2 separate regions of the Homo sapiens genome follow, and region 2 is linked to region 1. A link is an interaction called in ENCODE POLR2A ChIA-PET data of the cell type or tissue named here. Cell type or tissue: B cell. All regions are shown on one strand. Links, peaks and the distances in the headings refer to the core of each region. The heading gives the core; the rest is flanking DNA.

Evidence for each region. ChIA-PET counts read pairs that join two places held together with the same protein. Peaks named below come from ENCODE experiments on the same cell type or tissue, not always from the same donor. Only the 100,000 strongest peaks of a DNase experiment are listed, where the experiment ranks them.
Region 2: POLR2A ChIA-PET joins it to region 1 with 7 read pairs; 1 of 35 experiments calls an interaction of 5 or more read pairs at or near these places.

The regions. Positions count from the first base shown.
Region 1 is chr20:58,456,319-58,461,694 of GRCh38, forward strand. APCDD1L (APC down-regulated 1 like) reads right to left here. Exons shown (of 4, transcript NM_153360.3): 4 at 2,783-5,236. The coding sequence ends at 4,472. Among named protein-coding and RNA genes, the nearest start is that of APCDD1L-DT, 56 kb to the right of the region's middle. RefSeq lists enhancers at 2,337-2,476, 2,607-2,716 and a silencer at 4,503-4,691. In B cell, for the core only: no CTCF peak of the experiment used is centred there; a DNase peak (open chromatin) is centred at 2,633; H3K27me3 peaks cover 714 bases.
Region 2 is chr20:59,069,096-59,074,471 of GRCh38, forward strand. No RefSeq gene overlaps it. Among named protein-coding and RNA genes, the nearest start is that of SLMO2-ATP5E, 29 kb to the left of the region's middle. In B cell, for the core only: no CTCF peak of the experiment used is centred there; a DNase peak (open chromatin) is centred at 2,306.

The sequences.
Region 1 (5,376 bases), core at 297-5,296:
GTCTTCCCGTAACTGATGTTGGGGCTGGTTGGCTCCAGGAACCATCAGGTTTCAGCCCATTTTATTGATAAAGAAACTGAAGCTGGCAGGGTCGGGGGTGGGGGAGATGGAGGCTCCAAAACTAAGAAAGGAAAGCCTTGGGTACCTGTGTGAGGCTGAGGCTCTCCCAGTCTCCCTGACCTTTGGGGGATGAGAAGCTTGAGATGGAGTCTCAAGGCACCTCTTACCAGGCCCTGTGGCCTCCTATTTGGGGAGAGCAGTGGTCTTCAATGCCTTTCTAGATATATCCTGGCTACTAGAAAACAGATGTCCTCAAGTTCACAGGCCTGGGTTCTGCTCTGCTCATCTGATTAGAAAAAAAGTCAGCAACATCGAAATTCCAGGCCAGTATAGTGTGTGGGTGTCATCTTGCTGCTTGAATTCGGAGTCTCCAATCAGGTCTTGGAACATGTATTCTTTTAACTGGTATTTATTGACCTCCTACTATGTGCCCGGCACCATTCTAACACTGGGGATCCACAGAGAACAAGACAGACAAGGACCCTGCTGGCAAGGAACTCATTCTAGAGGAGAGGGGCTAACAATAGGTGAAAACCAACAAACGGGATTTTTTTCAGATTTCGGCCACTGACAAATGCTGTGATGAAGTCACTGCGCTGTGGTGGGCGCTATCTTTGGGGTGGTCAGGGGTGAGGTGGGCAGAGCCTTCCAGGTGAGGGAGAACTGGAGCCAAGACCTTGAGAGGGACTGGGTTCCATGGGACTGCAGGAGAGCAAGGAGGCCACTGTGGCCGAAATGGAAGGTAGAGGTGTCAGGTGGGCAGGAGGAGGGTCTGTCTGGAAGCTTGGAAGGGTGGTTTTAGGGAATGTCGACAGGTCATTTGTGCTCATGCTGACATCCATTTAAGCGGGGTTGTGTGTGTGAGAAGGAGCAGGCTTTCAGTCTCAGAACCATCAGGAGCGGACTGGAGGCTGCACGCTACTGTTCAAGTCCCCTCTTGAAGTGGGAACAGCTCTTCCCTGCTTGTCTCCGGTCTGCGATGCTAATGGGTATGAATCAGCCCTGACCAGGCCCTGATGCAGTGCTACATTCTGCGTCAGAAAGCTCCAGTCCCTCGTGTCTGAGTCACCTGTGCCCCCAGGAGAGGATGCACAGACCAGGGCCACGTGCTGGTGGGCCTGCGTCACCAAGCCACACACTGCTGTTCAGCCCGGTAGCACCGCTGGGAGATTAAAAGCATGCGCTTAGTGAAAGGCAAAGAGCTTCTTTTGATAACCAGCATCTGTTAGTTAATGGACCTCTGAGAGCTGTATACAATTTCAACTTTTTATTAAAGAAAAAAAGCTCATTTGCTCTCCTGGGAGTTGCACAATGAAATTATCAACTGCATGGGCTTCCCACCCACCCCCCACCTTTCAACGTGACTGAACATGCAATGGAGAACATTAATTTTATCTGGAAATAGGACTCTAGGCTTTCCTCCCCGTCTGTAGATGAGAGCGCTCTCACGTTTTATGTGAAGGGCAGAGACTTAAGGGGCGGGAGCAAAGGGCTGGAAGGAAGGCTTGGTGCCCATGGGCCTCTGGCCCTGTACCAGACAGTCTCAGCCCCTCAGCCTCTGAAATGACCCCTTCCTTTATCAGCCCAGAGTCTTGGAAGCCCTGACCTTCTGCCTGGGAGAAAAGGGATGGTTGCCCTTTCTTCAGCCTTCGTAGCTCCGAGCAGCATCACCTGCCCCCAAACTAACAAGCCCCAGCGAGCAGAGAGCAACTAAGTCCAACTGAGGGGATCCAGGAAGCTGCTGTCCTGCTCAACACACTCCTTCTCATTAGGGATGGCATCCCACGAAGCAACACTAAATTGCCTTCCCCAAATAAAATCAAGGAATCCTATTCCCTCCAAGAGTGAGGAGGACACCCCAAGCCCGTGGGCTGTGATACAGAGGCCCGGATCTCAGGCTCTGGAGCCCAGCCCCTTCTCTCTGTGCCTTAGTGTCCTCGCGCGCAAGACGCAGAGACTCACACACCTCTCACTGACTCAGCTGGGCCTCTCGAGGGTCGCTGAATCTGGTAGATGGAGGTGATCCGTTCACGGGTCTCAGTGTGAGGCTTAACAGGGATAACCAACATTTACTGAGTCACATATTTATTGAAGTTCTTTCTACCATGCACCAGGCACACTGGACCCTTCCGGAAAGATCGCAGGAAGCGAGTCAGAGCCGAGTCTTTTTCGTTGGAGCTTACATTCTAGGCAAATAAGGTCATTTCCGCCAGTGATCAGTTTTCATGACAAAGAACATACAACTGTGATGCAGTGGACTGACAGAAGGACCAGGGAAATGGGGCTGCTCTTTGGGATGCGAATGGTGACATCTTCAGGAGACAACATCTGGTCTGAGACTTGATTGAAAAGAAAGTGCTCAACTTCTGAAGGTCTGGGGGAAGAGAGGCTAGGCGGAAATCAGGGCTTGTGCAAAGGCCCCAAGGCAGCAAGAGCTCCTGTGATCAAGAAACAGAGAGAAGGCCAGTGTGGCCGGGGCATGTGGAGGCGTGGCTGAGCCTTGCAGGCAACAGCGAGCCAGAAGTCGGGCTTTTATTCTGAGTGCAGTGGAAGCCCCTGGGGGGTTTTCAGCAGGACAGGCAGTGGCATGAAAGCAGAACTGAGAGAGCTGGGGTTTACCTCCACTGGTTTTATTCTCTTTCACACATTCTCTGGAAGACACTCCACTTCCTTTCTTTAGAACTGTAATTCCCTTGGTTGACTTTAATAACCAGCAAGAACATTTTTCAGGCTGTTTAATTTTATTAAAAGGTTCAAATTTGATGATAAATGGTGGCATGGTTACTTCAAGCTTCGGATACAAGACCTGCTCAGCCGTGGACATATCATCGACACCCACTGCCATCCCCACCAGGAGCTCCCCCAACCCTGATGTAGTCTGAGACCGTAAATAATGTAATGATTTCTTGTACTTTGGTAAATATGCCAGGAACACTTGTAGCTGTCTGAGAGCTACAGAGAATACTAACTTGGTGGGCTTTTTTTTTTTTTAAGAGGAAGGATGGGTAATAAGTGGAAGCAATTTCAGCAGGCTGACTGAACCCCACACAGTCTCAGGGAGGAAAAGGGCTTCCCTCTGAAACCATCATTAACCTCACAGACAATTGTTCAAAATCTGTGATAAGAGCTAGAGATAGGGATCAGGAGGAGGAAGGAGGGGGTGAGTCATTGGCCCCCAGTCCTGAAAACCCTTGGGCCCACCAGGATGCCAGTTAATTTCACAGTGTACAGATGAGGCCCTGGGAACATGGGCAGAGTCCCTGGGGAGGCACAGCCTGTTCCCACCATGATGACAGTCCCCTCTGAGCAGAGGACACCAATATATTAGGATTATGGCAAGGAGGCTGGGCAAGGCGGAGCTGCCTAGATGTCGCCATGTAGCCTGGTGACCCCGACCTCTCCCTAGGGTGGGCCCAAAGATACACATTCGGAGATTCTCTTCCTTTGTCAGGCAGGCACAGGCAATCTTGGCAACCGAGGATGGCTGGGCAGGGCGAATTGCAGAGCGCGTTAGTGTTACGGCTGTCATTACTATTAACTATGTTCAGAAGGCTGGAAATGCTGCTCCCCTCCAAAGACCTGCCCCCAGCAGCCAGCCTGGTGCACACTGGCATTTGCCTGGGCCAGGAAGGCTTGGAGGCCGCAGGCTGCTCTGGGGAGGCCATGCTTCTCAGCTTAGATGGAGTCCTCTTCATTTTGCATGCTGGCCCGGGAAAACTGGATTTATCCACATGCAGTGTTGGCAGCTTGAGGTCCGACTCGCAGAAGCACAGGCAAATGCAGACGAATGCCAGCAGTCAGGACTCAGGAAAGCTGAGCTGCCCCTGAAGACACAAGCCCTTTGCCCAAAAGCTGAGAAGCACTGAAAGCCCGAAGTGGCATCTTTAATTCATGGCACCACTTAGAGATCGTATTGCTAAATTCGAATTAATAATCTTTAAACAACAACCTACAGACATGGCAGAACTGTAGGCCTCGTCCCTAGGCAGAGCCTCAGGATCTCCTCTTGCTCCCATCTTGGAATCCCAAGGGTCAGGATGGGAAGAACTGGGGGGAACATGGGATGGGGGTGTTCCGTGTGGCCCCCTGACTGCACCTGTTGGCGAGCTGCCAAGGATGAGGAAAGTAGAAAAATTGGGAGTGATCTTTAGAAACTCACGTAGCGATGAACATCACTGCCGCATCCAAGTGCTTGACTGGGGACCCGGGCTGTGGGATGTGGTATAGGCTTTGCAGGGGTTAAGCTCATGTCCTGAGCCACATGGGACACAGGCAGAGTTTGGAAGCAGTGGGGCTGTGCATCCATCCATGACAGAGCAGAGGAGAATGGTTCCTTCCCTACAGCTGCCAGGAGGGAGTCTGAAGGGTTGAATGGGTGTCCAGAGCCGCCATCCTGATGTCAAGTCCAATGTCATAGCCAGTGGAGGAAGGCCAGCCCTAGAACTAGGGGCAGAAGTGGGAAGGGGGCTATGTGAAGACCCCCTGTGCTGGGGTGCTTCTGCAGCGATGGCCTGTGCTGCGGTGGCCTGGAGAAGTCGGGGGCCTCCCCATGACAGAGCACCAGGGGTGCTTGGTAGGAGGTGGGACGTTTCTCTGGGGTATCGGGACTTGAGCCATCGGTGGGCCTTTGTCCGATGAAGAGCAGGCTTTGCCCGAGGGGGTCTTGTTCCATCTTGAAAAGCTCGTACTCCACATGCGGGAGCCGGATGCCCAGCGGTAGGCAGCCGTTGGTGGCTGTGACATCCCGCTCAGTGCCCATGGACCAGGCCCCCGCACCCCCACAGCTGCTTGGCTCAGAGAAGTTGAGCATGGCCGTGGTGACCTGGTCCATGGGGGTCACATGGGCCCGTGTGACCTCAAACACCAGCTCGGTGCCGCCGCGGACCCTGGTGGATGGCGTGCCCCTGGTGTAGCGGCCGGCGGCATACACGGTGAAGGTGGGCTGCCGGCAGGCTGGGTCTGAGAAGTGGTGGTAATACCCTTCCCAGGAGCGGCTGTGCCCGTGGAAAGTGAAGAGCCGGGTGAGGAACAGGACTGCTGGGCGCACCTCGCACCCCGAGCTGACCCACCAGCCGCCCAGGTGCAGGGGCAGGGCCAGAGGGGGCGGCAGCACGGGCGGGTGGTGCACATCGGAGCGGGCAATGAGGCCACAGGCTGGGCACGGCTGCACGTGGTGCTGGCAAAAGACAAACAGAAAAACGGTGGTTGTCCCACATAGAGAAGTTGGGGTGCAGCCTGGAAAGGAACCCCAGCTCTGTAGGGGTGTCAAGGCAGGGTGAGGTGCGGCCTGTCCCTCCCTCCTCTCTCTCCTCACTC
Region 2 (5,376 bases), core at 293-5,292, 610 kb after region 1:
AAAAAAAATCTTTCTTTTAAAAGATAAAACAAGGATGGCTGCACGTGATTTTCTCTCTACCAATATTTTCAAGAACATACACCAGTGGAAGTGCCCAGTAGGATCCCAGAATTTAGGGGAAGTTTCAGTGTTTCATTTTAATATTCCAAACAATAAAATGAGGAAATGAAATGTTTTGGTTCCTTTTAGAACCTGTTAAGGAGCCAAACATGCTTTTAAATGAGGGCTCAATTAAAATATCGGATGGAAGCAAAAGATCATTTAGAAACAACAATAAATTCTCCTGATCTGCCTTTTACAATTAGTTACTTACAGTTTAAAAAATGCCAAAATCATTTCTAGAAGTCATTCCAATATAGGCATAAGTTGTCAATGTAATGCAATATGAATACCTAAATATGCATAAAAAGACAAACAAGGAGTTGCTTATTCACCTTAATAACAGGGCTTTGGGATTCTTTTGTAAATGATTCATTTTATAAATGTTTGGTGGTTGTATATTGTTCTAGAATACATCTGTTGCAAAAAAAACAAAAAACAAAAAACTAAAAACCCTCCAATTCCCAATCAAACAAAAGATTTACTGAGAAACTTTGAGATGCCCAGTTCTAATTCTGGTGCAATGGGAACAAACTTATACTGAGACATAAACTTTGACCTCAGTGAATTTATGGGATTCATTTTTAGCCTGCTTGCAAAGATTAGAAAATTATATAGCCAAAGACTAAATGGATGGAAAGACTTGTATGTACAGTTGGTATTCCAAACAGACAAAAATCCTTGCAACTGTCATGAAACTACAGGGAGGAGATGGACAAGATTCAGCTGCAGTGTGAAGGAGGGGTATGACCTGGAGAGACACAAAGGGGGGAGACGAAGGATTTTGTGTGGTGCACACCAGACCCAGAACCCACTGTACTTGGAATGGTGACTGTAAGGTTCCTCGCCAAACAGTGAGCTTCCTGAGGGCAGGAGCTGTGTTTTGTTACTTTTTTGGTCACTAGCTCCTGGCATCGGACTGCACACAGAAATGGGGCTCAATGGCTGACGGATTGAATTAATGATAGTCAGAATCCCAGCAATATAGAAATAAATGAAGGAGCTGGAATGTTGGGAGTCCCCAAACATAAAAAGTCTTTATCTCCAAAAGTTACTTACCAGGGTTTTGGACTCAGAATTCATTTATTACCAAAAAAATCCTGTAAACACTGATCACCTTCCTGCAATAAATTTTGGCCTGTGCACAAAATTTAAAGGGGCACCAAAAACCTCAGTAATCAAGGTAAATAATATTTTAATGCAACATATGTTTTAAAATAAAAATCAATGCCAAAAACTCATGATAAACAAAATATCAGCATTTTAAATAAAAACAGGATTGGTATTATTGACTTTTCTTGTTTCCAGAGGGTAAAATATGCCGGTTTTTTTTTTTTTTTTTTTTTGAGACAGAGTCTCACTCTGTCGCCCAGGCTGGAGTGCAGTGGCATGATCTCGGCTCACTGCAACTCCTGCCTCCAGGTTTCAGGCGATTCTCCTGCCTCAGCCTCCCGAGTAGCTGGGACTGCAGGTACACGACACCACGCCTGGCTAATTTTTGTGTTTTTAGTAGAGACGAGGTTTCACCATGTTGGCCAGGCTGGTCTTGAACTCCTGACCTCGTGATCCACCGGCCTCGACCTCCCAAAGTGCTAGGATTACAGCCACGAGCCACCACGCCCGGCCGACGTATGCTCTGTACTGTTACCATGCAGCTGAGGCTGGTAAGATGAAGGCCAGAATTGCCAGTGACCACTTTTGTCATGATGTGGAGAGCTCAGACTGAGAATGAAATCACAGAGATTCCATTAAATAAACTCTATGGAATAATAGAAATAATGCAAAAGAGTTATGTATTGATAATTACAAAGGAAGCAGTAGAAATAATGCCATTGCAATTCAACTACATTTAATGATGCCAGGATTCTCAAAGAATTGTTTGCCATTCTGTGCATGGAGAAACACGTTCCATTCTTTTAGGAAGAGAGAATAAAGAAGAAAACTGATAAAGCTGAGAAGAGCTTGGGGAAAGCAAGGCAGTTAAAAGGAATAGCCCGCTTGTTGGCACAGCAAGGGCAAGTCAGAGTGGGACTGGTTTGCTACTCAGCTCTCCATTTGATTAGAAAGGACCAAAATCCAATTCAAACTGGCTTAAACAAAAAAGGGGAGTGAGGTTCCCAATACAAAAAACCCAGCAGAACTTCCTTCAGGCATGAGTAGATCCAGGGACTCAAATGTGACATCAGAACTTAGTTCCTTTTTGCCTCTTGCTTCTGCTTTCATCTCTGTGGTTTCATTCTCAATCTGAGCTTTCCATATCACAGCAAACAGGGCCTCTGGCAATACTGGCCTTTATCCTACCAGCCTCAGCTGCATGGGAACAGCAGAGAGCATGTTTCCCCCACTAGCAACAAGAAAAGTCAATAATACCGATCCTGTCTTTATGTAAAATGATGATATTTTGTTTATCATGAGTTTTTTGGCATTGATTTTTATTTTAAAACATACATTTCATTGGCTGGGCATGGTGACTCACACCTGTAATTCCAGCACTTTGGGAAGCCAAGGGCGGGTGGATCACCTGAGGTCAGGAGTTCGAGACTAGCCTGGCCAACATGGTGAAACCCCGTCTCTACTAAAAATACAAAAATTAGCTGGGTGTGGTGGCATCCGCCTGTAATCTCAGCTACTTGGGAGGCTGAGGCAGGAGAATTGCTTGAACCTGGGAGGTGGAGGTTGCAGTGAGCTGAGATCGTGCCACTGCACTCCAGCCTGGAAAACAGAGCAAGACTCCATCTCAAAAACAAACAAAAAAACCCATACATTTCATTAAGATATTATTTACCTTGATTACTGAGGTTTTTGGCACCCCTTTAAATTTTGTGCACAGGCCAATGCCCTCCTCTCTTTCCAGCCTGTCCTGGCTACACCTGCAACATTACTCTGACCCTCCACACCCTCCAGATCCTAAACCATATATTTTGCCCCAAGGTATCTGCTATGGCTGAATTGTGCATCCCAAAAGATATGTTGAAGTTCTAACAGCCTGTACCTAGGAATGTGATCTTCTTTGGAAATAGGGCATTTGCAAGTATAATCAAACTAAGATAAAGTCAATAGGGTGGGTCCTCGTGCAATATGACTGGAATCCTTATCAGAAGAGGGAAACACCATGTGAAGACAGAGACACCGGGAGAAGATGGCCATGACAATGGAGGCAGAGGCTGGAGGGATGCGTCTGCAAGCCGAAGAAGGCTGAGGATTCCTGGCAGCACTGGGAGCCAGAAGAGGCAAGGGCAGATTCTCCCCCGAAGGTTTCAGAGGGAGCATGGCCTTGCCAACACCTTGACTTCTAGCCTCCAGAACTAGGGGAGAATCCATCTCTGTTATTTGGGGACCCCTGCTCCCTTTCTTTTAGTGCTTTATCACTGCATTCCTAGGGAACGAATACAGTCCCCAATCTAGGGCCTTCTCTTTGGCTTTATCCTTGGGATCCAGAGACTCTAGAACCATATGTGAGCTTCTCTATATCATCTTCACAATTTTCTCTCCCTCTGTCCACTGCTTAAATGTTGATGTGCCCTTGGATTCCCCTGTAAAGTCTTCGATGGGACTCTTCTAGACAATCTCCCCTCTACTATCTAAGAAGGAAAAAAAAAAACTTGCTCCCATGAACTGGCAGCAAGAGGGGCCACTAATCAGCCAAGAATTGCTGGGTGGGGAGTTTCAGAGTAAACTGAAGGCACCCAGCAAGCTGTGGCATGGATTATTGCAGCATCCTACAGGACAGAGCTGAGAAAATGGCAGTGGGTCAGCCTGGGCTGGGGAATGCAGAGCACTCATTATTGAGACGTGCAACTTCAAAGTTACCTTTTACTCTACCCTAGCTAGTTACCCAGGTATAAATCCTATTGTTCTTCCTTCGAAATATATTTTGCCGCTAGTTACCCAGACTGGAAACCTCAGTTCCCATGAGAGTTCCTCCCCGTTTTCACCCATCTTTTTCTAATCAGTTGTCAAGCTCTAACTTTCAGTTATTGTCACTACTGTGGCCACTGTTCAAGTTCAGAGACCTTAAACAAAAATGTTGCCAAAGTCACATGCTAATAACTTGAAGATCCGTTGGCCCCAAGCCCCATCCTTCTCCCCTAATGACACAAGATCTCAAGTTTTGTCCTTGGACAGTCAAGCCTCGTGTCAGTACTGGCACAGAGCGATGCTTCATAAATGTTTCCTGACTGAATGAAGAATCATGCATTTTCCTCTCATTTCACTTAGTAGCATCTTCCAAACAGGATGTTTTTTAGACTTTTAGGACTTCCTTATTATTTGGTCACATAGGGCCTGATCTTCTACATTGTTTCATGTTGCTACCTTTAAGAAAAAACAGGGCATACATTGAATTTGAATTTATGCCCTGTTTAAGAAAAACAGGGCATACATTGAATTTCACAGCAAGCTGTTGAGTACATGGAATTGCCATTAGGGGTTCATAAACCTCTTTTTTGGGAAGATGGGTGGGTGGGAGAGGTAACAGCAGGGAAAGATGAGCTTAGGAAACATAATTCTTAGGCTGGGGAGGAAGCATGGGTTGCAAAGCGGCACAGAGGAGGGCCCCATAAGTAATCTCTAAAGCTATGGCCACTAAGAGGAATGGGAAGGATCTTGCCAGTTAGAAATGACAGTGATGACAGGAACAAACACCAGATAAAAACAAGTCACCAGTAATACAGATTAAATGAAAGCAATGCATGGTTCTTTCTATCTCCCAGAAACAAATAAAGAACAGCTAAGACCAGTTCAGAAACACTACTGAAAAAGTGGAATTTTTTTCCTTATGCACTTTGCCAAGGAGTTATTTGCATCTATTGTTATTTACTTTGGCTTCACTATTTGATCCTATGAATTCTTAAAAAGTGAGAATCAAAATCAAGCCAGTTTCAGTGAAGGACTAGCATACTGTGTTAGGAAGCCTGAAATGTATTCCGATGAAAGATACACAAAACGCTCATCACTAACACAGACACACCATATGCATCTTATCTAATGTGAGCACTCTACATATGAACTCTTATGCCTAAAATTCAGTATGCATTTATTGTATATGCTTTATTCTGATCAACTCAGTAGTGCTTCTGAGATAGAAAAACTTGCCAGGTATCCTTCCAGCTTTTCGGCACCAAGTTGGGGAAAAACAGCTTTCAGAATTACCGTGCTGAACTTTGACGCTACTCTGAGAAAGTTACTGCCTAATTCTACATCTCTTACGCAAACTGGGTGGCGCACGATTTCATTTCAACTTATTAAGTCAATTACCTGAAAAATAGACACCAAATT